3 separate regions of the Homo sapiens genome follow, and regions 2 and 3 are each linked to region 1. A link is an interaction called in ENCODE POLR2A ChIA-PET data of the cell type or tissue named here. Cell type or tissue: MCF 10A. All regions are shown on one strand. Links, peaks and the distances in the headings refer to the core of each region. The heading gives the core; the rest is flanking DNA.

What was found. Peaks named below come from ENCODE experiments on the same cell type or tissue, not always from the same donor. Only the 100,000 strongest peaks of a DNase experiment are listed, where the experiment ranks them.
Region 2: POLR2A ChIA-PET joins it to region 1 with 15 read pairs; 2 of 35 experiments call an interaction of 5 or more read pairs at or near these places.
Region 3: POLR2A ChIA-PET joins it to region 1 with 11 read pairs; 2 of 35 experiments call an interaction of 5 or more read pairs at or near these places.

Annotation. Positions count from the first base shown.
Region 1 is chr20:48,123,623-48,134,495 of GRCh38, reverse strand. LOC105372640 (a long non-coding RNA gene) reads right to left here. Exons shown (of 2, transcript XR_936803.2): 2 at 7,682-10,873. Among named protein-coding and RNA genes, the nearest start is that of LINC01522, 140 kb to the right of the region's middle. RefSeq lists an enhancer at 7,637-8,522. In MCF 10A, for the core only: no CTCF peak of the experiment used is centred there; DNase peaks (open chromatin) are centred at 5,875 and 6,319.
Region 2 is chr20:48,069,216-48,080,088 of GRCh38, reverse strand. No RefSeq gene overlaps it. Among named protein-coding and RNA genes, the nearest start is that of LINC01522, 85 kb to the right of the region's middle. RefSeq lists a silencer at 3,657-3,842. In MCF 10A, for the core only: no CTCF peak of the experiment used is centred there; a DNase peak (open chromatin) is centred at 4,128.
Region 3 is chr20:48,183,841-48,194,713 of GRCh38, reverse strand. LOC105372641 (a long non-coding RNA gene) reads right to left here and starts at 2,392. Exons shown (of 5, transcript XR_936809.4): 1 at 2,224-2,392; 2 at 1,675-1,820; 3 at 65-260. In MCF 10A, for the core only: CTCF peaks have their summits at 3,202 and 5,320 (motif pointing right); a DNase peak (open chromatin) is centred at 5,323.

The DNA.
Region 1 (10,873 bases), core at 1,599-9,598:
AAATCATGTAGTATTTGTCCTTCTGTGACTGGCCTTTTTCACTTAGCATAATGCTTTCAAGGGTCATCCATGTTGTCATAGATTGCAAGATTTCTTTTTTTTTAAGGCTGAATAATATTTTATTATATGTATATATTACATCACATTTTAAAAATCCATTCATCCATCAATCAAGATTGATTTCACATCTTGGCTACTGTGAACGATGTTGCGATGAAGATGGCAGTGCTGAGATCTCTTCAAGGTCCTAATTGCAGTTCTTTTGAATAAATACCCAGAAATGAGATTGCTGGTTCATATGATAGTCCTACTTTTAGTTTTTTTGAGGAGCCTTTATGCATTTTTCCATAGTAGCTGCACCATTTTGCATTCCCACCAACAGTGTAGCAGGGTTCCAATTTCTGCACATTCTCACTTGTTGTCTTTTGATTTTTTGATAATAGACATCCTAAAAAATGATGTGTGGTGATATCTCATTTTGGTTTTAGTTTGCATTCACCTGATGATTAGGGATGCTGAGCATCTTTTCATATAGCTATTGTATGTGAGACACCACATTAACAGAATGAAGGAGAAAAATCTCGTGATCATGTCAAGTGATACAAAAAGAGCATTTCATGAAACTCAACACTCTTTTATCATAAAAACACTCAAAAACTAGGCATAGAGAAAAATTATTAACTCAACATAATAAAGGCCATATATGAAAAGCCCACAGTTAACATTACACTCAATGGTAAAAAACTGAAAGCTTTTCCAGGAAGAACAGGAAAAAGACAAGGATGCTTACTCTTACCACTTCTATTCAACATAGTACTGGAAGTCCTAGCCAACACAACAAGTCAAGAAAAAGACATAAAAGGCATCTAAATTGGAAAAGAAGAAGTTAAGCTTTCCCTTTTGCAGATGGCATGATCTTATATATGGAAAACCCTAAAAACTCTTAAAAAAAACCTGTTAGAATTAATAAACAAATTCAGTAAAGTTGCAGGATACAAAGTCAACATACAAAAATCAATTGTGTTTCTATATACTCACAACAAACTATCTGAAAAGGAAATTAGAAAATCAATCCAGTTTACAATAGCATTAAAAAAATACTTAGGAACAAACTTAACTAAGGAAGTGAAAGATCTGTACACTGAAAACTACAAAATATTGATGAGAAAAATTAAAGAAGACACAAACAAATGGAGAGATGTCTCATGTTCATGGATTGGAAGACTTAATTCTGTTAAAGTGTCCCTACTACCCTAAGCATTCTACAGATTCAAAGTAATCCCTATCAAAATCACATGGAATTTTATTTTTACAGAAATACAAAAAAATTCAGAAATTTATATGGAACCACAAAAGACCCAGAATACCCAAAATAATCTTGAAAAACAAGAACAAAACCAGAGGCATAACATTTCCTGATCACAAAATATATTACAAAGTTATAGTCATTAAAACAGTATGGTACTGGCATAAAGACAGACCTATAGATGAATGGAATTATAATAGAGGGCCCAGAAATAAATACCCAAATATATGGTAGGATGATTTTCAACATGGGTGCCAAGAATACACAATAGGGAAAGGATAGCCTCTTCAATAAATAGTGGTGGGAAAATTGGATATACATATGCAAAAGAATGAAATTAGATCCTTATCTTTGTCTTACACCATTTACAAACATCACCTAAAAATGGATTAAAGCCTTAAATGTAAGATCTAAAACTATAAAGCTCCTAGAGGAAAGCATAGGGGAAAATTTCATGACATTGGTCTTGGCAGTGATTTCATGGATACAACACCAAAAGCATGGGCAACTAAAGCAAAAATAGACAAGTACGATGCCAAACTAAACAGCTTCCGCACAGCGAAGGAAACAATCAGTAGAGTAAAAAGGTAGCCTACAGAATGAGAGAAAATATTTGCAAACTATGTATCTGATAAGGGATAATTTCCAAAATATATAAGGAACTCCTACAACTTTATAGCAAAAAATCCCTAATAACCCAATTAAAAAATGGCTAAGGATTTCAATAGACATTTCTCCAAAGAAGCATGACTTTTAATTAGCCTAAGCAGCCTTACAGAAGGTGGGATATGGAGCAGGGTAATTGTGCAGAGTGATTTTCCCCTAAAAGATCAGCTGCCCTGGATGTCCCAGCTGGTGGGAAGATGTTCAGCCCATGCTGGGGCAGGGCCACAGAAGGGCTGAGCTGGACATAACCAACCACAACTTTCACCCGGATGTATCTCTTTGCAGCCAGGAGGCCATGACTTTTAATGGAGGGTTGCAGATCTATTTTATGTATGCTAGATGAGATTTTAAACAGACCTCAAAGAGCTAAGACAACTGCCCCCAAAAGGGCAGGGCTGGATTTTCTATCTTGGACCAAATAAGCAGGGATGAAGGTAAAGGGAGGGGTATAGAGCCAAACCTGCTTTTTATGACTGGGAAGGGGGAAGCGGGGGTCTGAATCTAGATTTAAAGGAGGAAATAAATAGAAAATGAAATTCCTTTTTCTTAACAAATAAAATAATCGGGGCACTGTGGTTTCTTAGAGGAGAAATTATTTCACTCTTCCTCCTTCTCCAAAGCTATAGATTTTTCTACTCCTTTGCTCGTTAATCAACTAGAAATGTGACTTGGGGGAGGCAGAGCAACAGCATTTTTTGCTCTGGAGTTCATTAGGAATTCTGGAAAGCTGACATCATAACTCACTCCTAGTGCAGCTGGCTGCCAACTTCCCAGAATCTGAGGTTGGGGAGCCCATTTAAAGCTGCAGGCAGCCTTTCTGCAAAATAACTCAGCTCAAATAGGATGTCTATTTATAAGCAGGACATCAGGATTTTCCTAGGAGTCTAGACTTCAACAGCTCCTTTAGTCCAGGAAAATGTCGGCTTAAAAATTGTATTACCACAGGCTGGGTGTGGTGATTCATATCTGTTATCCTAGCACTTTGGGAGGCCGAGGCAGGAGGATCACTTGAGGATGGGAGTTCGAGACCAACCTGGGCAACATGGCTAAACCCCCAATTCTATTTTTAAAAACAAAAAAATTAACCAGGAGTGGTGGTGCATGCCTGTAGCTACTACAGGCACTTGGTAGGTTGAGGTGGGAGGACTGCTTGAGCCCAGGAGTTCAAGGTGACAGGCAGCTGTGATTGTGGCACTGAACTCCAGCCTGAGCAACAGAGTGAGAAAACCCTATAGCTAGTAAGAGAGCAAAAACTAAGTTAGACGTGTCAGAAATAATAACAAAAGCCAGTAGGAAAATAGGATTCTCATTGCTAAAAAGCAGACGTTCATAAGACACATACCTGCACGTTGCTATTTTGCCAATTTAAGTGTGACCTATAAAAATAATGTAAAAGAGTTGGTTATTGACAATCTTTTCCCATAAAATATTTAGAAGTCTTGCTTCCTTATTTTATGAACTTGACTTTTTTAAGGAGGAGAGATGGATTATTCAATTCAACAAATGGGCAATGAGCTCCAACAAAAGGCTGCCTTGTTTATCTTGAATTTCGGAAGTGAAATAGACACGGGGTCTTGATGCCCCATCAAGGGCATTGCCCCAAGGGCAATGCATATCTGAAGTGTTGGGCTGACAATCTCAGCCCTCCTTAAGAAATAACATCGATCGTAAGCACCTTCAGAAAATACAGGCAGAAGAAACACTCCTAACTCATTTTATGACACTCACTTATGACACTATAATACCCAAATATGACAGATAGTCAGATTTCAGCACTGAACAGATAGTCAGATTTGGGTATTATAGTTTCAAGACATCTCAAATTTATTCCAATGTCTCTGGGCTATGCTGTTTCCAGCAAATGTCTACCAGGAGCTTCCACGATAGGCACGATACCTTTTGGTGGAAAAGAACATCTACTCGCTACCGTTTTTTTCCTCCCTGGACTAGTGTCATCTGCCCATAGACAATAGCTTTTTCTTTAGTACTTTTGTGAAACCTTCATCTCATCCACTCCAATGTCTTTGATTGGCCATTATGTTCACCAGGTTCACAATAAAGTCAGAAAGAGGTGACAGTATAACATTGCTTCTCCTTCTTCTCCCATGTTCAATTCAATGTGTCAGAGGCTCCTGTTGGTTCTTTCTTCCAAAACATTGGAATCTGAATGCAACTCCTGGTCTCTGCCGCTGTCATCGTGGGTTAAGCCCCATCATCCTTCTCCTGGTTTGCTGACAGCTCCCTAACTTGACTTCTTGCTTCCCTTGTCTATAGACTCCTATGTACAGAAATGAAACTGTTCAAGGATATTCTTTTTAGCCTTTTTATTTTAAAATCAAACACAGGTACAAAAAAAACACAAAAATGTATAGCTTAGTGAGATATTATACACAAATATTCTTATCACCAAGACTAAGTCAAGAAAGAGCACCTGGCCAGAGTCCCCTTCACGGCTGCATCCCAATCACAGTCTGTCCCTTCCTCCCTCCAAAAGTAACCCTCATGCTGATTCTCATAGTCAACAACCTCCCTACAATCTGCATGGCTTAATCACCCCCATGTGGCTCCCTAGACAGCATAGTTCACGTTACCCATTTGGTAAATCTTGGTAAGTCTCTTAAATTTCCAGATTTCCCTTCCATGCCTGTCTTTTTCTTAAAACTTCTTTGTCACAGTGCCTGAACCCTGTGACCTATAAAGATTTTCACAGTCTGGATTTTGGCGAATCCGAATTTATGGTGCAGTCAGCACATTCCTGTCTCTGTCCTGTGTATTTCTTGCAAAATAGCAGCTGGATCCAGCAACTTGTTCAGAATTAAGTGTGATTGTGAAAAAAAAAAAAAAGTCTGAACTATAAAGAAGCTATTGGGGAACAGTTGTAAAGTTGTAAAGTTAGATCATGATGTTAAAGCCCACCCACCTAAGACTGCCAGGAACTTCCCTGCAGTCACAGTCAGTTTATTTAGCTTGCTGCAGTCAGGGAGATTCCCACGCCCATGGCCACCTGGGGGCATCTCAGTAAGGGGGAAGGGGCAGTGCTTTTTAGAGGACCTAGGCTTCTACAGAATGGTTCCAAAAAGGGATTAAGGAGGCAAGGTCAAGAAGTGAGGGCAACTTGGTGATTGCGTATCTTAAATACTTTATCTCAGGAGTGGGAAGCTTGAAGCAGGCTAGAGTTGTCACTGGTAAAGAGGCAGCTGTCACTCATGTTAGAAAAGGGGCATGTTCAGTCATTTCTGTGGCTGCAGAGTGGTCTTATCCCTGCCTACCTCTAAACACAGTCAACTTGTGGCCTTGTCTGAACGAGTTCATATTCTTTGAGTGTGGTTCATGTCGACTCAGGAGCATCATGGCCTGGAGGGTTGTGTTTCTCAGTTCCCTCCATAGTCTAGATGCAAACAGGACTGTTTTTTTTTTTTTTCTCCCTTACCAATGATCATATTATGGAAGGCCTTGGTTTTCACCCTGAGAAGGTTTGTATATAACTTGGCAGATGAGACAGAGTTATCAAAGATAGTTGGGTGCTGGAGTAATCAAGTTAGAATTGTACTTGAGAGATCAGGTATCTGTCAGTCTTTTGAAAGAGAAAGGACAGGAGGTAGGGTATTAAGGGCAATTATGGTCCAGGCTAGAGAAGGTGCAATGCCAATGAAGGTACCAGGCATAGGAAGAAAACAAGCTGACCAATAGAGGAGGCATCTGAGGGAGGGAACAACAGGCTGTCCCCTGGATTGGATGCTGGCGGTGGAAGAAGATAAAGTAGGAGGTGCTGATGTTTGCTCACCCAACAGCTGTCCCCACCCTACTTGCTAACAGGATTTTTTTCTAGGCAAAATGGAAATGGATCACAATTGGTCAAAACCAGCCTTGGCTATGCCAGTCACCTTTGCCAGATACTTCCCAGCTCCCTTTACAGTGAGGACTTCCCTATGACTCATTCTGGCCCAAAAGACCGAAGAGGATTGTGACAGGTCTCCTAAGAAAGGTTTTCATTTCTTATAAAAATAACAGGTGTAAAGAGGGTGTTCCTTTGAATTGCCCCTATTTCGTTGTTTTGGCTTTGATCCTAAACTGGAAGCATTGAAGCCAAGCCTTTGATTAGCTCCCATTTTCTACAATAGGAAATTGGAATACGTAATGCCCAGATCTGCACCCCACCCCCCAGTCTTTTCCTAAAAACACTGGTATTTTCTTTCCTAAAAACACTGGTATTTTCTTTTCCTATCTTTTGAGATGGAGGTATTGCTCGTGTCTGGGTGAATTGCTTATGCCAATGAGATGTTCGTAGACACGGCACAGGCAGAAGCCTGGAATGTGTCGGCACTGCCAGGCCTGCCCTCTAATGCTCTTGATTTTTCCCACGAGACGAGCGTGCCCCAGGGAACTTTGGCTCCAGCTGCAGGATGAGAGGCATGTGGAGCACGCAGGGTTCCAACCCTCAGCCTGGAGTCAAGCCCAGACTAGATCAGCCTAAGCCCAGCCAAGCCACGGGTGCAGGAGTGAAAAGCAAATGCTAACTGTCCATGACATTGACTTTCAAAGGGGCGTGTCATGTTATGTGGCTCATCCCAGCAACAATGAAGATATTTCTCTATCAGTCAGTCGGTAAATAATTATTGACAATGTGCAAGGAAGCTGGAGTGATTGGAGTAGATTTGGTCACTATTCTTATGGAGCTTATTTTCTAGAGGGGAAGACATATGATGGATCAATAAATATAAATTATTCTATTAGGTTGGTGCAGCAGTAATTCCAGCACTTTTTTGCCAGTAAAGGTAATGGCAATCAAAAGTGGGGAGGAGCCGGCGCTGCAGTTCATTGAAAGTAATGACAAAAACTGCGATGACTTCTGCACCAACCTAATAGAATAAATTACGAGTGCGCAAAACGCTGTGATGGGAAAGTTCCAAGTGCCAGGACAGCATCTAGCTTCCTGGACTCAGGAGATGGGGGTTTTCAACCTAAGCAAGGTTAAGTCCAAGTGGTGGGGGCAGGCGGGGGGGCGATATTTCAGTGGAGACTCCAAGGATGAATGGAAATTAGAAAAGTGAACGCAGATGGTGAGGGGGGAGGGGTTTCAGGCACAGAGAACAGCATGTGCAAAGGCCTAGCGGGGAGGACATCGTGTGTTCTGGATGTCCTCCCCGCTGAGGGGCGGGGACTGAGGGGCAGCCAGCAGGCTGGAGCTGAGCGGGTGGAGAGGAGGATGGGGAGCCGGGCAAAGGCGCTCCACGCAGGGGGCACAGCAGGGGCAAAGGCCCGGAGTCAGGCCTGAGCCTGTGTGGTTTCAGGAAGTGACAGAGGCCTGTCTGGGAGGAAAGTAACAGCAGAGGGGAGACCATAAGGTCAGGGCAGAGGGCAGGGCCGTGCTGGGCACTGTGGGCTGTGGATAGGACCTGGCATTTATGCTCGGGTGAGGGGAACATGTTAGAAGATTTTAAGGAGGGCAGGAACATCTGGGGATAACGTGTATTCTAGAATCTCAACCAAGTAAATTCTAGTTTGAATGTTCACAAGACTTCTGCACAGGCAAAGTGAAAGATCGTTTCTAGAGCTGTGAGATAAAATCATAGTAAAAGAGAGTTACTAAGTTTTTAAAGGTTATTTCAAATGGTGGATTTCCACCTTACAATTGAATATAAGTAGATTGTAAGGTTGATGGAAAGTAGAAAAGTTTCCTGACTTGTGTGAATATAAAAGAAACATCAGTTTGAAAGAAAACATTTATTTATTTACTTCCTCTGCAGTTTTCCTGACTGCTACATTTCATGAGAAGGGATTATTCTTGAGGGTTCTGGAGCTGCAGCCCAGGGGAGGAGCCAGTGCTGCCACTGACACCTCAGGGTCGTGGAGGTGAAAATCCCAGAGGAACAGGTGCTCCTGTTGCAGTTTGAGGTTCCTGGAGCTGGAGACGCAGGGAGAAGATGGCGCTGCTGTTCTAATTTAAGGATCATGAAGCCGGAGACGCAGAAAGGAGCTGGTGCTGCCACTGCTCACATCTGAGGGTTTTAGAGCTGGAGCCTGGGGGTGGAGCTGCTGCTGCCTTTGAAGTCTGAGAGTCATTGACCTGGAGGTCCAGGAAGGAGCTGGTGCTGCTGTTCTAGTTTGAGAGTCATGGAGCTGCAGACCCAGGGAGGAGCAATGTTGTCATAGTTCAAGGGTCAGGAAGCTGATGACACAGGAAGGAGAGATCTTGATCTGCTTTGAGGGTCGTGGAGCTGCAGACCCAGGGAGGAGCAATGTTGTCATAGTTCGAGGGTCCGGAAGCTGGCAACACAGGGAGGAGAGATCTTGTTTTAGTTTGAGGGTTGTGGAGCTGCAGACCCAGGGAGGAGCAATGTTTTTGTAGTTCCAGGGTCCGGAAGCTGGTGACCCAGGGAGGAGAGATCTTGTTCTAGTCTGAGGGTCGTGGAGCTGCAGATCCAGGGAGGAGCAATGTTGTTATTTGGGGACTGGAAGCTGCAGACCTAGGGAGGAGAGGTCTTGTTCTAGTTTGAGGGTCATGGAGCTGCGGACCCAGGGAGGAGCAATGTTGTTTTAGTTCGAAGGTTCGGAAGCTGGTGACTCAGGGAGGAGAGGTCTTGTTCTAGTCTGAGGGTCGTGGAGCTGCAGATCCAGGGAGGAGCAATGTTGTTATTTGAGGGACTGGAAGCTGCAGACCTAGGGAGGAGAGATCTTGTTTTAGTTTGAGGGTCGTGGAGCTGCGGACCCAGGGAGGAGCAATGTTTTCATAGTTCAAGGGTCCGGAAGCTGGCGACACAGTGAGGAGAGGTCTTGTTCTAGTTTAAGGGTCGTGGAGCTGCAGACCCAGGGAGGAGCAATGTTGTTATTTGAGGGACTGGAAGCTGATGACACAGGGAGGAGAGATCTTGTTTTAGTTTGAGGGTCATGGAGCTGGAGACCCAGGGAGGAGCAATGTTTTCGTAGTTCGAGGGTCCGGAAGCTGGTGACCCAGGGAGGAGAGATCTTGTTGTAGTCTGAGAGTCATGGAGCTGCAGATCCAGGGAGGAGCAATGTTGTTATTTGAGGGACTGGAAGCTGCAGACCTAGAGAGGAGAGGTCTTGTTTTAGTTTGAGGGTCGTGGAGCTGCAGACCCAGGGAGGAGCAATGTTGTTATTTGAGGGACTGGAAGCTGATGACACAGGGAGGAGAGATCTTGTTTTAGTTTGAGGGTCGTGGAGCTGCAGACCCAGGGAGGAGAGATCTTGTTTTAGTTTGAGGGTCGTGGAGCTGCAGACCTAGGGAGGAGCCATGTTTCCATAGTTCAAGGGTCAGGAAGCTGGCAACACAGGGAGGAGAGGTCTGGTTCTAGTTTGAGGGTTGTGGAGCTGCAGACCCAGGGAGGAGCAAGGTTGTTTTAGTTTGAGGCTCCGGAAACTGGCGACGCAGGGTGGAGAGGTCTTGTTCTAGTTTGAGGGTGCGCCCAGGGAGGAGCAATGCTGTCATAGTTCGAGGGTCAGGAAGCTGATGACACAGGGAGGAGAGATCTTGATCTGGATTGAGGGTCGTGGAGCTGCAGACCCAGGCAGGAGCAATGTTTTTGTAGTTCGAGGGTCCAGAAGCTGGCGACACAGTGAGGAGAGGTCTTTTTCTAGTTTGAGGGTCGTGGAGCTGCAGACCCAGGGAGGAGCAATGTTGTTTTAGTTCGAAGGTTCGGAAGCTGGTGACCCAGGGAGGACAGATCGTGTTCTAGTCTGAGGGTCGTGGAGCTGCAGATCCAGGGAGGAGCAATGTTGTTATTTGAGGGACTGGAAGCTGCAGACCTAGGGAGGAGAGGTCTTGTTCTAGTTTGAGGGTCATGGAGCTCCCGACCCAGGGAGGAGCAATATTTTCATAGTTCAAGGGTCCAGAAGCTGGCGACGCAGGGAGGAGAGGTCTCATTCTAGTTTGAGGATCATGGAGCTGCTGACCCAGGGAGGAGTAATGTTTCTGTTGTTCGAGGGTCAGGAAGCTGGCGACCCAGGGAGGAGAGATCTTGATCTGGTTTGAGGGTTGTGGAGCTGCTGACCCAGGGAGGAGCAATGTTGTCATAGTTCAAGGGTCAGGAAGCTGACGACACAGGGAGGAGAGATCTTGATCTGGTTTGAGGGTCGTGGAGCTGCGGACCCAGGGAGGAGCAATGTTTTCATAGTTCGAGGGTCCGGAAGCTCGCGACCCAGGGAGTAGAGGTCTTGTTCTAGTCTGAGGGTGGTGGAGCTGGAGATCCTTGGACGAGCTGGTGCTGCAGTTTAAATCTGTGGATCCTGGAGCTGGAGCCCTAGGCATTAGCTGGTATTGCTGTTGTTCATATATGAGGGTTATGGGGCTTGAGGTACAGGGAGGAGACGCTGCTGCTGTTCAAATCTGCGGGTCGTGTAGCTGGAGAGCGGGGAGGAGGTAGTCCTGGTGTCTAGTGTGAGGGTGGTGGAGCTGTAGACCTGGGGAGGAGCTGGTGCTGCTGTGTAGTTTGAGGGTCATGGAACTGGAGACCTAGGGAGGAACCAGTACTACCGCCATTGAAGTCAGAGGGTTGTGGATCTCGAGTTTTCGGGGACAGCCCGTGCTGCTATGTAACTGTGGGGAGGATCCAGTGTGTCAGGTGATGTCTGAGGGTTTGGGAGCTGGAGACCCAGGGAGGAGCCGGTGCTCCTCTTCTAGTTTGAGGGTAGTGGAGCTGGAAATCCTGGGAAGAGCCAGTGCTGCCATTTAAATCTGTGGGTCCTGGAGCTGGAACCCTTGTGGGAAGCCGGTTCTGCCATTCATGTCTTAGGGTCGTGGAGCTGGAAACCCAGGGAGGCAGCGGTGCTGCTGTTCTAGTTTAAGGATCATGAAGCTGGAGATCTGGACAGGAGCTGGTGCTACCATTATTCAAATCTGAGGGTTGTGGAGCTGGAGCCTTGGTGAGTTGCCGGTGCTGCCTC
Region 2 (10,873 bases), core at 898-8,897, 54 kb after region 1:
TTGGTCAAGGTGAGATTTGAACAGAGTACTGAGGATCAGTAAGATCATCCTAAAAGTCAGGGCTGGTGTCAGGTGTTAGATGAGATGAGGTGTTAGGTCCAAAGCAAAGGCTTAGAATCCAGAAAAGGCAAGGTGTATGGTACCCAAGACCACTCACAGGACTAAGGACTGACTGTGAGGATTCACAACCCTCAGCATGTTGTCATCCTCTTGACTATGATGTATTGCAGAAAAAAGCAAAATCAACAAAGAAAAATGGTGCATGGGTGAAGTCTGGGAGAAGTCAGGCCCAAGCTTCCAAGGGTCTCTGCCATTGAAGTCACACAAGATGTGCTAAATTCCCCCAGCAGTGAGGTGTGGCAATGCCTGGGAAGTGTCATCTACCAGGGAAGATGATTAGAGACTTGGTGCCTGGGATTTTTATTCAGGGCTGGTTATGGGGCAGCCTTGGCCTGGCATGTACCAAAATTCCAGACTCCCAGAAGAAAAACATGTTCGCCAGGGACCATGCTGTTTTGTGTAAACAGTTTAGGCACAGCGAGATGTCTCAAATGTCACATGCTGCCTTGACATCTTTGAGCCTCACAGAAACCCAAAAGCCTAACCATGAGTTCTCCTGCCCTCACCAGATATGTCACCCACCCAAAAGGAAAGAGTCTCTACCTGGCCAGTTCCCCTACCGGCTACACCAGCTGTACCACATCTGGTCCTCAACCTCATGGATGCACCTCTCTGCCAACCCACAGATTATTGAAACAAGCCAACTGCATCCTCCTGCAGGGACCAGGGGCACCTCAACCTCTTGTTGCCACAAAGCCTGCCATCCACAGCCTTGGCTGGTTTTCTCTGCCCCCCAGCACAACCCTGCATGGCCCTGCACGGCGTGTGATGCCCTCCTCCCCCAGGGTGTTAGTAGACGTGACTGATGAGCTGCTGCCAAGGTCATCTGTCCAGTGTTGGGCATCGTGTGTTCAGCCATCTCATATGCTTTAGGATGGGACATCCCTCCCTAACCAGTGGGATAAATAAGAGGTAATTGAAACAAGCACTGTGGTTGCCACTTGGATGCAGGATGTTCCTAGGAGCCCACTTCATCACATGGGGTGGGTAATAGATGGGAGGACTCATTTGTTTATTTCAGGACAAAGGCCAGGGGTTGAGGGTCGCAGTGGTCAAAGTTCTTTCGTGTCCATAGCACAGAGTGGTGGGAGGAGTCATAAAAAATCTATTTTTTATGTTTGACTGTTGGGGGGAGGGAGGCGCCCTGATGGGGTGACAGCCTCCCCAGCTGTTCTCTTGTCCCACCCTGGGAATGTCATGTCTGTGGTCCTGGAGCCCCAGCAGGTGGTCCTGCCCAGCCCTGCTGGTGAATCTAGCCATGTCGTTGTCAAATCGCCCTTCGCTTTGAACCGCTTTAGTTGCCTTCAGCTACAAACTCTCAGTTGTAAAGATTTACTCTGAAGACACTGGGGTGTCCCTTGTTACATTTTTAATTAACAGACCTTGGACTTCATGCAAGCAGTTTAGTCCTGAGACGGCAACAAGGCGCAGAATGAACACAGAGCATGCTGCTCTCCTGGGTGACTCCAGTAAGTAAACACTGTGTTCCTCAACAGGCCAGGCATGGTCTTGCCTCGGGGTCTTTGTGCAGCTATGCCTTTTGCCTGGAGCACCTTTTACTCTCTTATAAGCTTGGCTTGCTCCCTCCTTTCCTTCGGGTCTGTGTTTGGCTGTCACATCCTCAGAGTGGCCTTCCCCAAACACCTTTAACAAAGGAACCCCCCAGCTACTCTACTTAGCTTTCCCCCACAGAGCTCATGGTCACCAGATAGATTGTGTGTCATTCCTGATCTCTGTTCTTCCACACATCCTCAAGAACAGGAAATTCATTTTTTCACTGCTGTATTCCCAGCACTTGCTACATAACGGAAGCTCAGCAAACATAGTCTGAAGAAAGGATGAGGCCACGGTGTCTGAGCCAAAGCCCCCTGTTTTCAGAGACTAGGAATGGGGGCTTAAAAACAATCCTCCAGGGAAGTGGCATTTGGAGCAAAGAGAAGGACATGGGACTGAGATTTGAGAGATGTGAGTGCGGCTCCTGCTCTTTCCCTGGGCCAAGAATTGGGTGAATTGTTGTTATCCTCTATGATGGTTAAGGTTAAGTGTCAACTTGATTGGATTGAAGGATGCAAAGTATTGTTCCTGAGTGCGTCTGTGAAGGTGTTGCCAAAGGAGATTAACATTTGAGTTAGTAAACTAGGAGAGGCAGATCCACCCTCAGTCTGGGTGGGCACCATTGAATCAGCTGCCAGCTCGGCTAGAATAAAACCAGGCAGAGGAACGTGGAAGGACTAGACTGGCTGAGCCTTCTGGCCCCATTTTTCTCCTGGGCTGTATGCTTCCTGCCCTTGAACATCAGACTCCAAATTCTTCAGCTTTGGGACTCTTGCATCTTCGACCACAGACTGAAGGCTGCACTGTTGGCTTCCCAACTTTTGAGGTTTTGGGACTCGGACTGGCTTCCTGGCTCCTCAGCTTGCAGATGGCCTACTGTGGGATCTCACCTTGTTATCGTGTGAATCAACACTCCTTAATAAACTCCCCTTTATATATACATCTATCCTATTAGTTCTGTCCCTCTAGAGAACCCTGACTCATACAGATTTTGGTAGCAGGAGTAATTCTAGAGGAACAGAGTATTAAGGATGGAGTTCTTTTGTTGATTTGGGGGTTTCTGGAGTTGGCTGCTTAATATGATTAGACTCAAAAATGCTAAGGGCTCTACTTCTAATAGCATGGAGAACACCGATAGTTCTTGCAAAATAAATGCATTTGATACTCCTGATTCACTGCTCATGAGAGGCAGGAGCTTAATGACTCTATACCTGATATCTTTGACCCTACGTGGAGAACCAAGGAATATAATGAAGTTGGTTGGTTGCTCCTAAGTTCACTGGACAAAGTGATGAAAGAAAAAGAGCCTCATTTTCTTTATCTGAAAACAGAAACAAGGTCGACCAGCATGTGGCTGAGCCAATGAACCCAGGCAAGATGTGAAGAGACCTGCCCCTCCGGGAGCTGACGAACATCGCCTTGTGCCTGCCTCCTCCTTGACAGCCCCTGATTTAATGCAGAGATGGAGGCAGGGGAGCATCTGAGTCTGTTCGGGTAGCAGCAAGACTCCTTCCCGCCCACACCAACCCCAGCTAGCCTCAGAGAAGGCTACACAGCCTTGCAGAGGAGAAGGGGCTGTGAAATCTGCTGGATTCATTCCTTTCAAAGCACTTTACCAATGTGCACACACAGGCCCTCCATTCTCTCAGGAAGATCAAAAAGCAGCCCAGATAAGCTGAGATGGATGAGTCTCTCTAGAACAGTGCACGATACCTAGGGTGATCAATAAAGTGTTTGTAGAATAAGCAAGTGAATTAATAAATATGTGAATGAATGAAACCATTTTTTTGAAAATGACTTCCGTTGAGTTCCACAGAGCAGAATTTGAAAACTCAGTGATTTGTCAGTTGTTGCCAACCCATCTCCGTGGTTCAAAATAAGCACTAATTCTCACACGCGCAGATTCACAGGTGACTCATGGCTCTGCGACCCGGGCTCTGCGACATGGGCTCTGCTGGATAGGGTGCAGGCTGTGGATTGGGCTCAGATCTGCTCCACACGTGTGCGCACTGGACCGAGTATCAAGGGACAGTAGCTCCTGTTATAAAGAGAGCACACGCTCATCACAGCAGATCCCCAGGAGCAAGAGTGAGCCAAGCTGCACATTTAATCCCTTTGCTCTCATCACTTCTGCTGACTTCCAAATGGTCAAAGCAAGTCACACAGCCAAACATCAGCAGGGTGGGAAGTGTTCTCCACCTGCAGTGTGAAGGGGAGAGAGTGAATATTTGCTTAATGATAATCTAAACTGTCACAAAAACCCTGGCCCTAGAGAGTGGCTCGACCAGCTTTAATGTTGTGATGGGTCACAATCTAAGAGGCTCTGAGATTGCTATTGTTTAAAATTAATTAATAAATGAAAATAAATGCCAGAATCTGACATGCCCTGAGGGATGAGTCACAGTGACAGCTAGTGCAGGCGCACCCCACAGCCATCTGCCAGGAACTTCAAGTCTCAGAGGCACCAAGTATGTTGGGCAATTGACCTTGGGGGTTCTGGCCAACTCAGGGATGGGAGATTTGAGATCGTCACTTGCCTCCTGCAGGTGGATGCAGCACACGCTTTAATAACTCCAAATTCAACTTTAAACTGCAGCTGCTGTCATCGCCTGGGGACCCTTATCTTTTTACATGTTATCGTAGATCAGTTGCCCGCTGCTGCAATAAAGAACTCTCAATGGGTTGCCTGGAATTTCTAACTCAGTGCTCAAAAAAAACCTGGTGGATAAACCAGATGGGCTTTTGTTCAATGGTGATTGGTGCTAGACTCAAGCAGGCAATCATGGGGTCTTGGCTTCTTGGAGGCAGCCCCCACTGCACCCATGAGCTCAAGGGAGGAATTTGCTTCCCCTGCAGATGAGGGCAGTGGTGGTGTGGCCGGGTAGTAGCAGGGATGGAAGGTGCTGGACAAACACCATGCTGTATAGCTTTCACCTGTATCATCTGGCATTTGTGAAAAGGCATTTGCCAGCTTTCTTTAATGCTTGTTTGGTTCCCAACCATGTCCTTACCACTATAGAGTGAAGGGAACAGGGTGGTTGGTCAGGCATTAGATCAGCCATCATCTCATAATCAAAAAATCAAAAAATGATAGATGGCATGGATGTGGTGAAAAGGGAACAATTCTACACTGCTAGTGGGAATGTAAACTAGTGCAACCACCATGGAAAATGGTGGCAGGGAGGGCGGGGCGCAGATTCCCTAAAGAACTAAAAGTAGAACTACCATTTGATCCAGCAATCCCACTACCCGGTATCTACCCAGGGGAAAAGATGTCATTATACGAAAAAGATACTTGCTCACGCATGTTTACAGCAGCACTATTCACAATTGCAAAAATGTGGAAGCAACCCAAATGCCCATCAATCAATAAGTGGATAAAGAAACTGTGATATACTGTGATATATATATACGCACACATATATATATATAGCGTGTGTGTATACATATATTTATGTGTATGTATGTATATATACCACTCAGCCATAAAAAGGAATGAATTAATGGCATTTGCAGCAACCTGGATGGGACTGCAGACTATTATTCTAAGTGAAGTAACTCAGGAATGGAAAACCAAACATTGTATGTTCTCACTCGTAAGTGGGAGCTAAGCTACGAGAATGCAAAAGCATAAGAATGACACAATGGACTTTGGGGACTCAGGGAGAAAGAGTGCGAAGGGAGTAAGGGATCAAAGACTATAAATTGGGTTCAGTGTATACTGCTAGCGAGATGGGTGCACCAAAATCTCACAAATCCCCACCAAAGAACTTACTCACAGATCGGCCATCATCAGATTGGAGTACTCACACCTCTGGGGATACATGACAATTTTTTAAGGGTTCACAGGCATAGACAGTTTTAAGATCATCAATTTCCAGACCCCCTACCTACATGTATCCTATTTTTCAATTCCTCCTTCACAAATGCCCTCTTTCATTATATTAAAAGTGGGAGTTGAACAATGAGAACACATGGAGACAGGGAAGGGAACATCACACACTGGGGCCTGTTGTGGGGGTGGGGGATAGGGGAGGGACAGCATTAAGAGAAATACCAGATGTAGATGATGGCTTGATGGGTGCAGTAAACCACCATGGCACGTGTATACCTATGTAACAAACCAGCACGTTCTGCACATGTACCCCAGAACTTAAAGTATAATTTAAAAAATGGGTTTATCAGTCAGGATACTAACACAAAACAGAAAGCACACTCAAATTGGGTAATTCGAAGAAAGTTTAATACAGGAAATGTTTATAAAGGTGTGGGTGAAGTAAAGAAAGCCACAAAGGATAGTGCAGCTCTCTAGGGTTAGTGGGGCCCTGTGCAGAGTTAGAGAAGAAAGAGGTTTCCAGAATCTGGAGACAGGAGAGGCTGTGTAGAATGTGAAGGAGCTGTGACCTTCCTGAGAGAGATGCAGCCACCCTGGGTCATCCCACAGATGGAGCCCAACTTTATTCTTCCCTGCCCTGACCTCCAACCACTGGCAGGGAACATAACTTGGAAGCAGCAGAGAAGGGAGCCCATTGCTGTGGTCCATGCAACCAGCCTCCCAGGACAGAAGGAGGATGGGGAAGGGTGGATGGTGGAAGACGTCCTCACACAAAAGCCATCACCCAGCTTGCGTCTTACAAAGGCGTTTTCCCCTCCTGGGAAAAGTCCTTCAGGGCATCAGGCAAAGACACATTTTGAAATATTAGCCTGAGCATTGAGAACACAAACATCTCTGACAACTGGGTACCCCATCTGGGTGTATAACTGGAACCACATCCCTTTACAGTCAAATTGTTTTCAATTCTTCACTTTCACTGAAATTGAAGAGGAACCTAATAGGGATGTCAGCTCATAGATTATCAAAAATATTTTTATGATAAATCATTGTGTGATTTTTGGCACATAACCTGGAAGGAGTCCAAACAAGTGCGTGGCTTCCAACAGAAGGCCCCCCTTTCCCATCTGCTTGTTTATGTGAACGAATGCTCAGTGCTTACACCAATAAAAACAAAACGGTGTGAATAAAATTGATGATGAAACTGCCTCCTTAAAATAACAAGTAATATTCATGAATACATTAATGGAAAAAAAAATCCCACCTATCATACTAAGAGAAGAATAGCCAAATAATTTTACTTTTTTCAGATTAATAATTCTTTATCCTGAGCTCTGCCATACTTATGCTGCTTTGATCAATTGTGTTCTGCGAACAACCAGAATGATCATCCATAATGATAAGTTTAAAAAAAAACTTATTTTAAAATGTAAAGACTTATAGTCAGAGACATTTTTTAAATTTAAATGTAAATGTATGAGCATATTTTTGTTGCAGTCAGTGATATGTGATAGAGTAATCAATAAAAAAAACTTCCAAGAATAAAACTATGATACATTATGATCAAATTCTTCTAGGGGTGTACAAGTTCAAGGGGAATAAAGAACAATGAAAAGTTCCTAACCATGAGAAGCTCCTGTATGTATTTTTTTAAAAATCAATTATGACAGGTATCAAATCACAATCGTATTGAGCCTCAGTTGGACATACTTTAAGTTATATTACGGTTTTCTCTTAAAATATCCAGTATTTACAATATGCTGAAAATTTTACCCATTTATTTATTTATTTTACACAAGTAAATATCTTAAAAATATAAAATATATATGTAATTTATAAATATATAATTACATCCAAATATAAATTTAAACTTATAAAAAATTTAGCTGGTAGCTTAGGAATGCAGGAATATAGACATGATTTTTCAAGTTGAAAGAGATGCTAGATGTGTCTGCAGAAGTCAACAGGGTCAGATCTGTTTTTTGAAGGGCCTTGTTTGCCCATTACATGCTGGGAAAACAAGGAATGAAATAAGGTAACATTCACAGAGGATGTCAAAGGATGTCTACTTCAAGTGCCCAATGACAAGGTAATAATGTGCTGTCGGAGAAGGAAAAGATTGCTGTGGACGAAGGTGATCACAATGGGAGGCAGAGGGCCACTGAGGTTAACCCAGGACTTGGAGGAGTGTTGAATCGATCTAGTCTTGGAGAAAAAGTTGCCAGGGAAGTGGAGAAAAATAGAAGTGACTTAAGGATCCTGGAGTCCCTTCATTGGCAAGCAGATCAGCTGGTTGACACTCAGTTATTCTCAATTGTGATAACAGTAGTAATATTACTATTCGATATTTATTGAACACTGTTTTTAGGCATTGGCCTGAGACATCTTGATATACAGATATAGGCTCTGAGATTCTAGCACCCATCCTTGGCCACTACTCCACGCTACTTCTCTTGTGTTTCCTGGGCTGTTGTTCATGCAGTCAGTCTTTCTTTTCTTTCTTTCTTTCTTTCTTTCTTTCTTTCTTTCTTTCTTTCTTTCTTTCTTTCTTTCTTTCTTCTTTCGTTCTTTCTTTCTTTTCTTTCTTTCTTTTCTTTCTCTCTCTCTCTCTCTCTTTCTTTCTTTCTCTCTCTCTCTTTCTTTTTCTTTCTTCTCTCTCTCTCTCTCTTTCTTGATGGAGTCTCACTCTATCACCCAGGCTGGAGTGCACTGGTGCATCTTGGCTCACTGCAACCTCTGCCTCCCGAGTTCAAGCAGTTCTCCTGTCTCAGCCTCCAGAGTAGCTGGGATTACAGGTGCGCACCACCACACCCGGCTAATTTTTGTATTTTTAGTAGAGACAGGGTTTCACCATGTTGGCCAGGCTGGTCTCAAACTCCTGGCCTCAAGTGATCTGCCTGCCTCAGCCTCTCAAAGTGCTGTGATTCTAGGCATGAGCCACCCTGCCCGGCCCCTTTTTTATTTCTTTTAGCAAATAATTGTTGCGTGTTGACATGGGCCAGGCAGTTGGATATATTTATTCATCTTAACTGTTGGTAAGTTCTCATCTGCACTGATTTCCCTGCAAAAGCCTCGTTCTTGGCATGGTTTGATTGGGAAGGAGTGGCAACTCCCTTCTCCCAGCCTTGGAAGGGAGCCATGGTCTCTCTGCTCCCAGGTCCAACCCATCCTGGCTAGTTCTTTGAGTGTCCACTGCAGAGGAGACAAAACTCCACTTTCAACCTCTTAGGGTTCCAGCTGGGCTCTAGAATGAAATCGACCTAAAATAGATTAAGAGGAGAAAAGCATACAAATTTATTTAGTACAAGTTTTATGTGGCATGGGAGCCATCTTAAGGAAATGAAGACCCAAAGAAGCAGAGTCAGTCCCTCAGATAGTGAAATTGGACAGAGAACAGTAAGTTGTGAAAAAGCAGCTCACTCATGTGGGGAGGCTGAAAAGATAAGAGTTGTTTTAACAAGGTCTGTACAGAATTATCTCGGCTAGGACTCCCCATCAAAGAATGTTTCTTTTCTCCTGGCACAAAGAGGGCATCTTTCCCATGGGAATTTTTATCTCCCATCTTCAGGAAGAAAATGTGAGATCAGAATGCTCTTCTTGCATCTGCTGTTTTTCAAGCACCTTTAGTTCACAGTAATCCTCAAGTTGAAGCAGCGTATTTGGGGTGGGTGAGAGAGTTCTCACCCTTCACCACCTTTCTCAAAACCCTGAAACCTCTTCCAGTCTGCACCACACCCTCCTGCTCAAAGTTTATGAAGTTTTCCCCAGGACACCTAATCATATTGGACACAGGAACTACCTATTACACTTCTGAATCTCCCCAAGATTTCTAGCTCAGAGACGCCTTCTGAGATGAGATCTGAGATTTTGTTCAGTTATGAGTTCCCCCCGAAATGGACAGTACCTTAAACAAGATAAAGTGTCCTTCTGTCTTATGTAAAGGAGGACAGCCTAAGGCTAATACAGCGGCCCCCATGCCATCGAGGAGCAAGGCTCCTTCTAGCTTGTTACTCTGCCATGATCAGCAAAGGGTTTCTCACTCATAGCTCAAGGTGACGGCTCCAGATCAGACGCCTGAGTCTGCATTCCAGCTGGCAGACGGACAGAGGGAATGTTCTCACTCCTTAAGATACCTCTCAGAATCTGGACACAACAAATAGGTTTATATTCCCCCAACTAGAACTTCTTAGCCACATCTACCAGCAAGCCTGGATGGAAAATGGAGTTTTGATTCTATATGGCCATATGGCAAATAAAATATCTAATAAAAAAGAAGGAAAACAGATGGCGACGAGGAGCCACCGCAGTCTGCCATAGCATCTCAACACATCCTCTCCACCTTGACTTGACCCATCTCTCCAGCCCAGCCCCATCCTCTGGTTCTATTTCCCCCCCGAGGCTTGGAGATCAGGGCACAGAGCCTCCCTGTCTGTTTGCAGCCCTCCTCCCCATCCCCCAGGAAAATCCTAGCTTAGGAGTTACTAATACCAATACTGAGTATTTCCCAGGCCCTTGTGCTTCTCTGACTTGTAACATTTAGAAATTGTAAGAACATGTTCACAGATGGGCTTTTCCATTAATTTATAATCCAATTTCCATCTTTTGAAGCAAAAATAAAGGTTTTCTTCTCATTTAGTTTGTCAGCTGTCACCAGGAGGTGGGCAGGAAGGGCCCTTACATGTCAGATGCTTGGGTGGTGGCTACACAGCACTCAACAGCTGTTGGAGCATGAAAAGGATGAGCTCGTGACGGTGCAAGGTCTTAACCAGAACATCTGCCAGGATGCTTGCAGAAAAGGAATTTAGTCAATGTCGGTGTTGGGGATCCTCTGGAAGGAACAGTAAATCAGGCTTTTTGGTGTCTCAACAGCCAGGAATAATGCTGTGTGTGTCATCCTATAAAGTACTGACATTTCCACTAAAGACACAGGAATTATGAATTGGAGCAGAAACCCTGAGACATTCCAAATTTAAAAATAATAATAATTTTTAAAAGTAAGCAACTTAGGTGGTGATAATCTGAATTAGCTCCAGTTTTGCTCTTGGACCCCAAAGTGGAAGCATTGATGAGCTCAATGTACTAATAATCTTAAATATTTAGTTGAAGTACCGGCCAGACGCGGTGGCTCACGCCTGTAATCCCAGCGCTTTGGGAGGCCGAGGCAGGGAGATCATCTGAGGTGGGGAGTTTGAGACCAGCCTGGCCAACATGGTGAAACCCTGTCTTTACTAAAAATACAAAATTAGCCAAGTGTGGTGGTGTGTGCCTGTAATCCCAGCTACTTAGGAGGCTGAGTCAGGAGAATTGCTTGAACTCGGGAGGTAGAGGTTGCAGTGAGCCAAGATGATGCCGCTGCCCTCCAGCCTG
Region 3 (10,873 bases), core at 1,572-9,571, 60 kb before region 1:
CGCCTGCAGCTCTAGGAGGGCTCTGGCGAAGCACAAACCAGGACCTGGGGGCATCTCCCATTACCTGTGGGCCCCACGGCGGTGATGGTGCACGTGTTCAGTAGGCAGTAGAGCCACTGGGAGGGACACAGTGTGGGTCGGCTCTGATTGGAGGGGGACATGGCAGGAAGGATCTGGAGGTGGAAGCCAGGGCAGCAGGGCTGGCCATAGGGTGGGGGTGCTCAGGCAGCCCCGCATGGGGAACCTGGGCCTGGAAAGTTCTGGAAGGGAAACATTTCAGGAAGCAGAAGGATATGGCAGCATCCACACCACATGCTGGGCAGAGGCTGGCTAGGGACCCGCCCTGGGAGTGGATGGACTTGGATCCTGGGCCCCTCTGCTGAGACCCTCAGGACTTCTGGATGGGAAAACAGAACAGCACAGGGCCGCTGCAGTGACCTAGGGAGAGGAGCTGAGCCAAGCCACCCTCACACACCCAAGGACCTGCCCCTGGGCCACACCCCAGACAAAGCCCTGGGCTTAGGTCTGGAGCCACACAGCCTGGGCTCAAATCCAGCCACTGTCCTTGTAAGAAAATTGTGGCTGCAACAACGGGAGATGCGGTGGGTGAAGGTGCCAGCAATGGAGGCCTTTTCTTACCCCTTAGGAGAACTCTGGAGGCGGGAGGGCCATGGCCAGGCAGGGGCTCCACAGAGTCACCAAGCCACTGCCCAGTCTCCTCTGGCCTCATGTGGCCCCCAAGGCATCCCTCATGGTCACACATTGTCACAGCCCCCATGTACATTCATTCACTTATTCAGTCATTATTTATTTGGGGATAGCCACGTGCCCAGCACTGCCCCAGGCCCCAAAAGGGGGCCCATGAGGGAGACAAAGCCGCCGTAGAGCTGCTGTTCTGGTTGGGCAAGCGGAACAGCAAACCAAATAGCTCGGTGTACCAGGTAGTGTATCAGAGAAACTAAACTGGGAAGAGGTGGGGGCCCAGGGCATGGGGAGGGTTGCATTTTAGACACTGTGACAGGGAAGGCCTAGTGGAGATGGAGACTTGTGAACAGAGACCTGGGGGACGGAGGGATCCATGGGGGTTACTAGGGTAGATCATTCCCTGCACAGGGAGCAGCTCGTGCAGAGGCCTGAGACGGAGCTGCCGGGGAGGTCAAGGGCCTGTGAGGAAACCAGGGTGGCTGGGACAGTGAGTGGAAGGGAGAGACGCAGGGGAGGGTGCGGGGAGGGGCGGGGGTCAGTGGGGTCCTGTGGGGAGTGATGGGGTCTTGGGCTTTGACTCAGTGTGAGATGGGAAATCCCTGGAGGGCTCCGAGCAGAGGAGCAACACGGCCTGACTTGGATTTGAGCAGAATCCTCGGGCTGCATGAGACCAGGGAGGAGAAGACCAGAATATTCCAAGCAAACGAACACAGGATGCTGTGCTTTGGATTAAGGTGGTGGCAGTGGAGGTGGGGAGGAGGGGTCAGGTGACAATGCCCAGGGCAGGAGGGGATGAGGCCAGGGGAGAAAACATGCTCCTCATGAGCCCCCTCTCTTTACAGAGAAAAGATTTTCCCAGAATCCCCCAAGCACATCCCTTGCACGTCATTGGTCAGAAGTGGCTCAATGTCCACCAATCACAGGCAGAGAGGTGGGATCCCGCGATTGACTTAGACCCCTGTGATTCACCTTCCGGGCTTAGCTCAGGACCATCCAGAGAGAGCAGGGGTGTTGTCCAGGAGGAGGAAGGACTGTGGAGAGGTGACCAGCATGTTGGCCATCAGCACTCTCCAGCTTGAGGTCTCAGACATACAAGCGACTGTGCCTGGATATGCCTGTACAGAGAAATGGGACACCACCTCGGAGAGTCGTCTGGAAGTTCCAATGGAAGGATGCAGGTCAAGCTTAGGACAGAGCCTGACACACTTGAGAGAGAGTACCTTCAATGTTAACCAGTGTCATTCCTGTTTGCTACGAGGACCCATATCTACCTCTTTCTCAGCCTAATGATGTCACATCACTGTTCTCCCCGCCCCCCGGTTTTCCTGCAGAATTTCTGCTCCCTTCGCCCTGTCATGGTGCTTGAAATTCCCGCATTAGTCACACACCTCCCAGAAGGACCATGAACGCCCTACTTTGTAGTTCATTAGAGAGACAGCTATGAAAATTTGAGAAAAATACATGTCATCATAACTCTATAAAAGTCATAAAATACAAACAAAAAAGCTTCTGACCTACCTACACACAGGGTACAGAGGCCATTCTTGTGCCGTGAGTGTGAGTAACGTGTTGGTCGTGGCAGTGGACACCTGGCACTTCCCCACCTGACTCCTGCTGACCCCGTTCCTGATCACGGCATGGGCGTTGTCCCAGGAACCACCCTCCACAAGTCGCCCCAGTTGGAGCTGGCCCACACCTGGCTGTCGGCCTTTACATAATGCCTAGGACTGACCAATCAGAGAACTGCTTCATTCCCTTATCCATGATGATTGGTTAACGGGGGGCGGGGGAGGGGGGGGGGCTCCTGACTCAAGGCTATCCAATCAGATTCAAAGACAGGTAATTCCAAGCTTTTCACCGGAGGGATTAGAGAAAGACTGTCTCTTCCCACGGGGTTTATAGGTGAGATTAATCAAGGGTGCAGAATTGTTGACACTCACCTTGCCAACCCATGGAGCCTGAGAATGCAGCCACCACAGAGGTAATCCTAGCTGAACCCTGAAAGAGACTTGGTCCTAATTCCAGTATCTGGGGTTCTAGATCCAGCCATGCCTGAAGTAAAACAGCTTCAAGCTGAGCCTGTTGGGGATGGCTTCCTGCCGCTTGCAACCAAACAAGTCCTAACTGACACATTGATGCTGCGATGGGGAAACTGTCACCCTCTCCAGCCATGTCACCATCTCTGTCTCCCTTCATATCCAGTGAGGGGCAGTTTCATCAAAAGACAGTCTGGAGCAGTGGTAAAGAGGACAGACCTAGAGGCCAGACTGTCTCCGCCACTTTGCTGTGTGACCTTGGACAAGATATTTAGCTGCTCTGCACCTCTGTTTCCACATTTAAAAAAACAGGGATAATTATAGCACCTACTTCACTCCAGAGTTTTGGGGATGGAATGTTAACATATCTAAAGCACTTAGCACAATGCCAGGCCCATAGTATGTGATGTGTGTTTTTAAAGAATTATTAACTTTTAGCAGCAGAAAGTTCCCCAAAGCGGCCTCAGTCTTCATGCAGGGACAAGACAGCCTGGAAGCCAATGGCCTAGTGGACTTTGCTAGGCCCAAGACCCTGCAGGAGAGACTGCCTCATAGCACCTCTTACTCCAGCAGGGACATGGGAGGGAACTTCTGGGGTGACTCACACACCAAGTGTTAGAGCACTGAGTGGCTCCTTCCATGGAAATTCGGAGCACAAACACAGAGCTTAGGTGTGAAATGGACATAATAACACATAACACGATCACATCAGCAGAGGATTAAATGAGATAATATGCAAAATGCACTTGGAACTGTGCCTGGCAGAGTTAGCCCTCGGTGGGAATTGGTGTTGTTGTTCTTACTATTGCCTTGTTAAAATATAATTGTTTCAGGTGAGCCCTGTAAAAGAAAATAAAATTTTAGAACTGTCTAAAAGTATTATGCCATGGGAGAAGTTAAGCCCTGGCGACTGAGCCACGGCTGCATATTTGCAGTTCTGCTTCTTAGATTAGAGCTTAACTGTCTTCCTCATTGTTCTCGTTGCTATAAATGACTAAGAGAGACCAAAGAACAGACCTTCTCCTCCTTCCAATCACTGATCTTTGTTATAGATTAACTGTCTCCTTTATTGTCCTGTACCTAACTCAGACCAGATGGTGCCCAAGACCCCGTGACAGTTACATCTTCCATGGAGAATGTTAAATTCACCTTTCTGGAAAACAAAAGCCATCTCAACTAATCAGATCATTTTAACTATGCATTAAGCCTTACATAGAAAGAGATTGGAATTCTGTTAAGCCTCCCTAAGCTTTGTCTATATAAAAATCCCAAACTTCTACAGTTTGGAACATTGACTTCTATTCTTTGGAATCTCTGCTTCCTAGGCAGCTTGTCCTCACACTTTGCACTTAAATAAATTCTCTTTAAACTAGATTCTGACCCTGTTGATTATATTAGGTTGACAGCCCATTCTTAGCAAATTAATTCTTAGTGAATGAATCAATTCACTTACCCCAAAATGGTCACCAAGCTCGTGCTATGTGCCAGGCATCGTTCAAGGTGCAATGGAAAAAAAGCTAAGCAACAATAAACAAAAAAAGCTAAACACACAAGACCTGCCCTCCCTGATCTAACACTCAGACCCCAACAACAAATCAAACCAATGAGAAAATGCCAAGCAGTGAGAGTGCTCCACAGCCCCAGCTTTTGGAGCTCTTGGGCTGGGCTGCAGCAGGTACAGGAGTGGGCTGACTTGTGGCAGCTGACTGAGGGCGAGGGTGGGGTGGGAATGGAGACTCTGCATGGAGGCTCCCTTGACTGCCAACTCACAGGCAGGGCACCTGCCTTCTTTGCTGCCCATTTGACCCAGTGCACACCTCCTTTCCCACTCCAACCCCTGGTCCGGAAAGGTCATGGCTGGCTTTACAGCATGTATGGCTGAGCTAGGCAGAGTGAGGCATGCACCAAGGAAAGCCTCTTGTTCTTCCCCAGCTGCAAAATCCTTCCTTCCCCACCCTGGGGAAAAGCTGGCCTGGGTTCCTAGGCCCCTCCTGACTCTATGAGCAGCCAGAGGACAGGACGGGAGGTGGTCAAAGCACAGGCCCTGGAGCCAGAGAGAGGCCTGCTGTCTCCTCCTCTTCCCACCCACTTCCCGCCCCACCTGCTTACCAGCTGGGGAATATTTAGCAAGTCACTTAACCTTTAGTCACTGAATGCCTTAGTTTCCCCATCTCTAAAATGGACATAATAATACATTTCTCCTTGGGCTGTGGGGGCATTAAATATGCAAAATGCTTAGATAAGTGTCTGACACCAGAGTAAGCCCTTAATAGATATTAACTCCTATGGATACTTCAATTAAAGGCACTTCCAGAATAGCAGAGTAAAGACCTTCCCAAATCTACTCTTCCATAAAACAATAAGAACACTGGCCAAAAAGCAACTGTCAAAATCGACTTTTCAGAACTCTGGATATTAACCAAAGGCTTAAACTGTACAAGGATGTTTATTCAGGAAAATGCTGAATCTCAGAAAGAACAAGCTTTGTTTCAACTTGCCCTAACCCATCCCCATCTCCCCAGCTCCGTGGTAGCCTTGAAAACCAACCACCTCAACTAAGCAGCTATAGAAAGCAGCCACCTAGCAGCCACTTGGGGGAGCAGAGGGACAGGAATTTCCCCAAAGAAGATATGAGGATGCCCAGTAAACACATGCAGTTGCCCAGCATCAGGAATCTTTAGGGAACTGAAAATCATGACCACAATGAGATGCCGCTTCACACCCACGAAGATGGCTTAAATCAAAAAGACAGACAATAACAAGTGTTGGTGAGGTTGTGAGAAACCAGAAGCCTTATTCATTGCCAGTGGCAATGCAAAGTGTGCAGCCACTCAGGCAAACAGTCTGATGCTTCTTCAAAAAGTTAAACAGAGTTCACACACTATGCAGCAATTCCATTCCTAGGTATATATCCAACAGAAACAAAAACACACGTCCACACAAACATTTGCATGCAAATGTTCACAGCAGCATTATTCATAATAGCCCAGAGTGGAAGTGACCCAAATGTCTATCAACTGATGAATGGATCAAGAATGAAAAGCTCCCTTTGGGAGGCTGAGGCAGGTGGATCACTTGAGGTCAGGAGTTTGAGACCAGCCTGACCAACATGGTGAAACCCTGTCTCTACTAAAAATACAAAAAAAAAAAAAAAAAAAAATTAGCCGGGCATGGTGGCACACCCCTGTAATCCCAGCTACTTGAGAGGCTGAGGCAGGAGAACTACTTGAACCTGGGAGGTGGAGGTTACAGTGAGCCAAGATCGCACCACTGCACTCCAGCCTAGGTGACAGAGTGAGACTTCATCACAAAACAAAACAAAACAAAACAAACAAACAAAAAAGAATGAAAAGTTGTGCAGTCGGCCTTCCATATCCACGGTTCCACATCCTAGGACTCAACCAATTATACATCAAGAATATAGTCAGTCCTATGATGATCATGTCTGTAGTGAACATATATAGATAGTTTTCCTTGTCATTAGTTTCTAAATAATATAGTATAACAACTATTTATGTAGCATTTACCTTGTATTAGGAATTATAAATAATCTAGAGATGATTTAAAGTATACGGGAGTATTGTGTAGGTTAAATGTGAATACTACTCCATTTTATATCAGGCACTTGAACATCCAAGGACTTTGGTATCCATGGGGATATCCATGAGGATACCAAGATGGGACAGCCAGTGCAGAGGCATGCATGTGGTAACTGTTCAGAGGGCAGCAAGGAGGCCAGTTTGGCTGGGGTGGAATAAACCAGGGGGCAGATTCAGTGAGAAGGGAGGCTGGCAGGATTCGTGGAACCAGTCCTCTACGAATACCAAGGGACTACCGCATATGCATTCAGAGTATTATTCTATTTCTATTATTCTACCACAAAAAGGAATGGAATGCTGACACATGCTACCACGTGAATGAACCCTGAAAACATTATGCTAAGCAGAGGAAGCCAGTCACAAAAGATCCCATATCGTCTGATTCCACTTACATGAAATGACCAGAACAGCCAAATCCACAGAGGCCGACAGTAGCAGTGGCTGCCTATGGTGGGAGGGTAGTGGATGGGGAGTGACGGCTCATGGGTATAGGGCTTCTTTGGGGATAATGCAATGCTCTGGAATAGATAGGGATGATGACCACACAACTTCCCGAGTTTAATCAAAAGCACAAAACTGTATACATTAAAAGAGTGAACATCATGATATGCAAATTATCTCTCAATAAAGCTGTTACTAAAAAAAGATTCAAACACCCAGTCCAAAGCACCGCCATCTCACGCTTGGACCACTCTGGGGCCGCCTCATGGGTCTCTGGGTCTACTCTGCCCCTTTGAATCCCTGGACCCTTCTGATTTGTTGAAGCCAGAAGCATGATGGCGTCTCTCCCCTGTCTACGGTCCGCCATCCTTCATTTCCTTGTGTTCACCCTTCTCTCATGATTCAGGCTTTGGCCTGTACTGTTCCCTCACTGGATGAGCCTTCCCTTCCTGTCTCCCTGGCTAATCTCTGTCCACCCTTCAGGATCCAGCCCCCTCCTTGGAGAGGCCTTCCAGAAGCCCTCTGCCTGGGTTGCTGCCCCAGCCAACTCGCCCCAGCTCAGAAATGTTTCCTGTGCACTGTTGTCTCTCCTGCTGGTCCAGCACCTGTTTTTTCACTAGATCAAGCTCTTGCAGAGGAGAGTCTGGCTTCTCCACGGCTGTAGCCTCAGTGCATATGTCAATGTCTGGCACAGGATAGGGGCTCAGTCAACACCTCTGAGTAGATGATGTCCCGGGCTGCAGTGCAGCCCAGGAAGGAGCCCAGAAGCCAGCTCTGCAGAGACCTGCTCCGGGACGTTGGGCAAGACACCACCCACTCACGTGTGAACGAGCTGGAGAGTGCTGGCAGGGCTAGTGTGACAGCTTAATTTAATTGGCTTAAATAACCTCTGCATAACAATGCGTGGTTTAGCAACAGCTTCTCTTTGTACAAGCTTTGGAGGAAAAGAATCTAATCTCTCTTTAATTAGCACCACTTTGCAGATGAAAGTGAGGCTGGCAAGGTGCACTGACTTGCTTGGAGTCACAGTTTGAAAGAGGTAGAATAATTCACCTTGTTTGTTCACTCACCCATTCATTCATTCACTTGTTCACTCAGTAAGTCAGTATTTATTTTTCATGTAAAAGTTGTCCTGGGTCCTGGGGATACAGTGGAGAAAAGACAAAAGTGGGCCTGATTCCATGGAACTGACATTCTAGAGAAAAAGACAGGTAATGACTCCAGATTTTGGTATGTGCTGAGAAAGAAAAGTATGATAGAGAGTGAGTGAGTGGTGGGAGTGGGGAATGTGTGGGGGTGTAGGAAGTGCAGCTGTTTTAGCTGGGCTGGCTAATGAAGGCCTCACTGAAGAGGTAACATTTGCCTGAGATTTGGGAAGAACATTCCAGGCAGAGGGAACAGCCAGTACAGGGACACGCATGTGGTGGCTGTTCAGAGGGCAGCAAGGGGGCCAGTTTGGCCGGGGTAGAGTAAACCAGAGGGCTAGATTCAGTGAGAAGAGAGGCCAGCAGGGTTGGTCTCACAGAGCTTTGTCAAAAGTGATGAGGATCAGAGTCTGGCTGCTGAAGTGGACAAGCATGCTGGGCTGTGGAGCAGAGTGTGCAAAATGTGTGTTTCGTGTCACATTAAACTTTCCCAGGGAGTCACAAATATGCATTCATTAAGGTGAACTTGAGTTCTCTTCTGCACGTGGCTGGAAAAGACATTCTCTTGACTCAATCTGGTGGAGAGACCCAGCCAGGACCACCTGAGACAGAACCGTCCCGAGCAGTTCAGTTCTGCAAATACGTGGAGGAAACTTCCCCAACCAAGGCCTGTGCTGCAAAGAGAGAAGTAAAGTGGGCCAGCCCTTCCCTGAAAGATCCCACAGTCCTGGGGTAAGAAACCCTTGCCCGTGTGGAACAAGAAAAGAAAGACAGGTTTCAATGCTCATAGGTCAATCCAGCAAGGCATCTTCCAGAATATCTGGGAAAGACTACAGAGGTAAAAGTCAAAAGTTGAACCATGAGGCATGGTGAGATTTGTGGAGAGAAGGTAGTGAGGTTGGCCCCAGCAAGACTTTCTGCAAAGGCAAAGGTCAGAAAGTGGGGAAAGCATGACAAGCACAGGAAGGGTGCAAAGGAAGAGGCTGGGTGGAGAGCCTGGTAGGTCCTGGGGCAGGAGGGCATGGCGTTCAGTGGAAGTGTTGGTCCCTGACCACGAGAGACCTGAAGTGCAAGCTGTGGAGTGTTGGCTTGATCCTCAGAGCTCTGCCCCTCCCTGAGAAGCCTCATGAGTCCCCTATATCAGTAAGGGTAGATCCAATCTCATAGAACAGAAAGTTCAATACAAGAGAGCCTTCGACACAGGGATGCACTCCTATACTCTACTTAAAGGAAGTTTGAGAGATAAACAGTCCATGACTGATACGGAAGTTCCATGAAGTCAATAGGGTCCACAGAACTTTCCTATTTCTGCTACTCTATGGATATTCATAGCTTATATGCAAATACTACTTCATTTTGTATAAGGGACTTGAGCGTTTGTGGATTTCGGTATCCATGCGGGTTCACTTCCTAGTCCTCATGGCCACTTCATAATCCAGGATGGCTGCGAGCACCACTATAACATCCACATTCCAGGTAGCTAGAATGAGGAATGGAATCAGAGCACAAAAGGTGTATATTCCTCCTGAACCTGTTCTCTACCCTGAAGCCTCACCAGAGACTTCTTATGATATGACATTGATCTTTACTTTATCACATGACCTCACCTAGTAAAGGGAGGGTGGGCAAAGTCATCTTCCTTCTAGGGAGCCCTGTATCCAGTTAAACTGGGGGTTCTGTTTCCAAAGAAGAAGAGAAGACTAGATAGGGGGTGGGCAGCAAGCAGTTTCTGCTAGACCCTGGGTTTTGTCTCTTCCAAGATCTTTAAGGAAAGGAGCACGAACGCTTATCTATTCCTCAAACAACGATGCTTTGGCCAATTCAAAGGCCTTCTATTCAGCAACTCACTGAGGTCCATTTTTGGCCCTAATAAACCATCTCACTCCTGCAACCTCCTTGAGGAGAGTGGGCCCAATGAATGTAGTCTCCTCTTTAGGAAGAGACAGGACTTTCTGGCTGTCCTCAAACTCTCCTGCATGATGGCACCTTGGTGTGGAATGTCCTCTGACCAACCATGGCCCCTACTAATGCTCACTGCTAAACCCAGCTTCTCTCTCCCCTTTCCACAATGCCCATGCTTTTTGAGAAATGTTTTGAAGGCCTCTTTCATTAGCTAACTCTGATGCTGGGGAAACCAGGAGAGTACCTGGGGGCAGGAGGGTGAGGAGGCAGCTGTGTGGTTGACAGACATTTTCTCCCAGGATCCCAGATGTTGGAGAGGAAGATGACAGGTGGGATAGAAGCACATGAACCCTTCACACACCAGGTTCATGCCTCAAACAGTAGCATGGTTTTGGCAAATTACTCATTAAGTAAAGTAAAGCCCCAGGTTAAGGGGTATAATTACAGCCTCTGCATGTGTGGGCAGAAGGGTGATGTTATCTCGGAGCAGGACTCTGCTGTCTCCTGGGAACTGGGCCTTCCCAGTCTGGGGCCTCATGGGCCCCTTGGCTGGAATTTTCAGTTTCACAGGCTGAGATTTTTAATGTATTTTCTATTTTCCAGAGAGGGAGGACAGAATTTATCTTGAGTGTTTGTTACCAGCCTTGTGGACCAGATAATGAAATATGAGAGCAGACAGCTGAGATGCTAGAAAGATGGTCATCTGCAGTGGCCCCTAGACTAGTGAAGCCCTTCAGAGGCTTCCAAGAAAAGGTTCAGGATCAAAGGCACTCTATTTGAGAGACCTTGCAGAGCAACCAGTACTGGCATGGAGTCAACTTTGAAAGAGAGAAAATCCTGTACAGTAAAAGCCACAGTGGCACTTCGTGACATCGCTCTGCTAGTGGCATTGAGAGCAGCTCTCAGGGCCGCATCATGGGTGGTGTGAGGACTGATTCAGGGCTGGGCTGCCCAGGTTCAAATTCCTGCCAAGGTGGAACCCTCAGCGGGTTATTACAGCCCTTTGTGACTCAGTTTCCTCACCTGAAAATAAAAATAGTCCTAG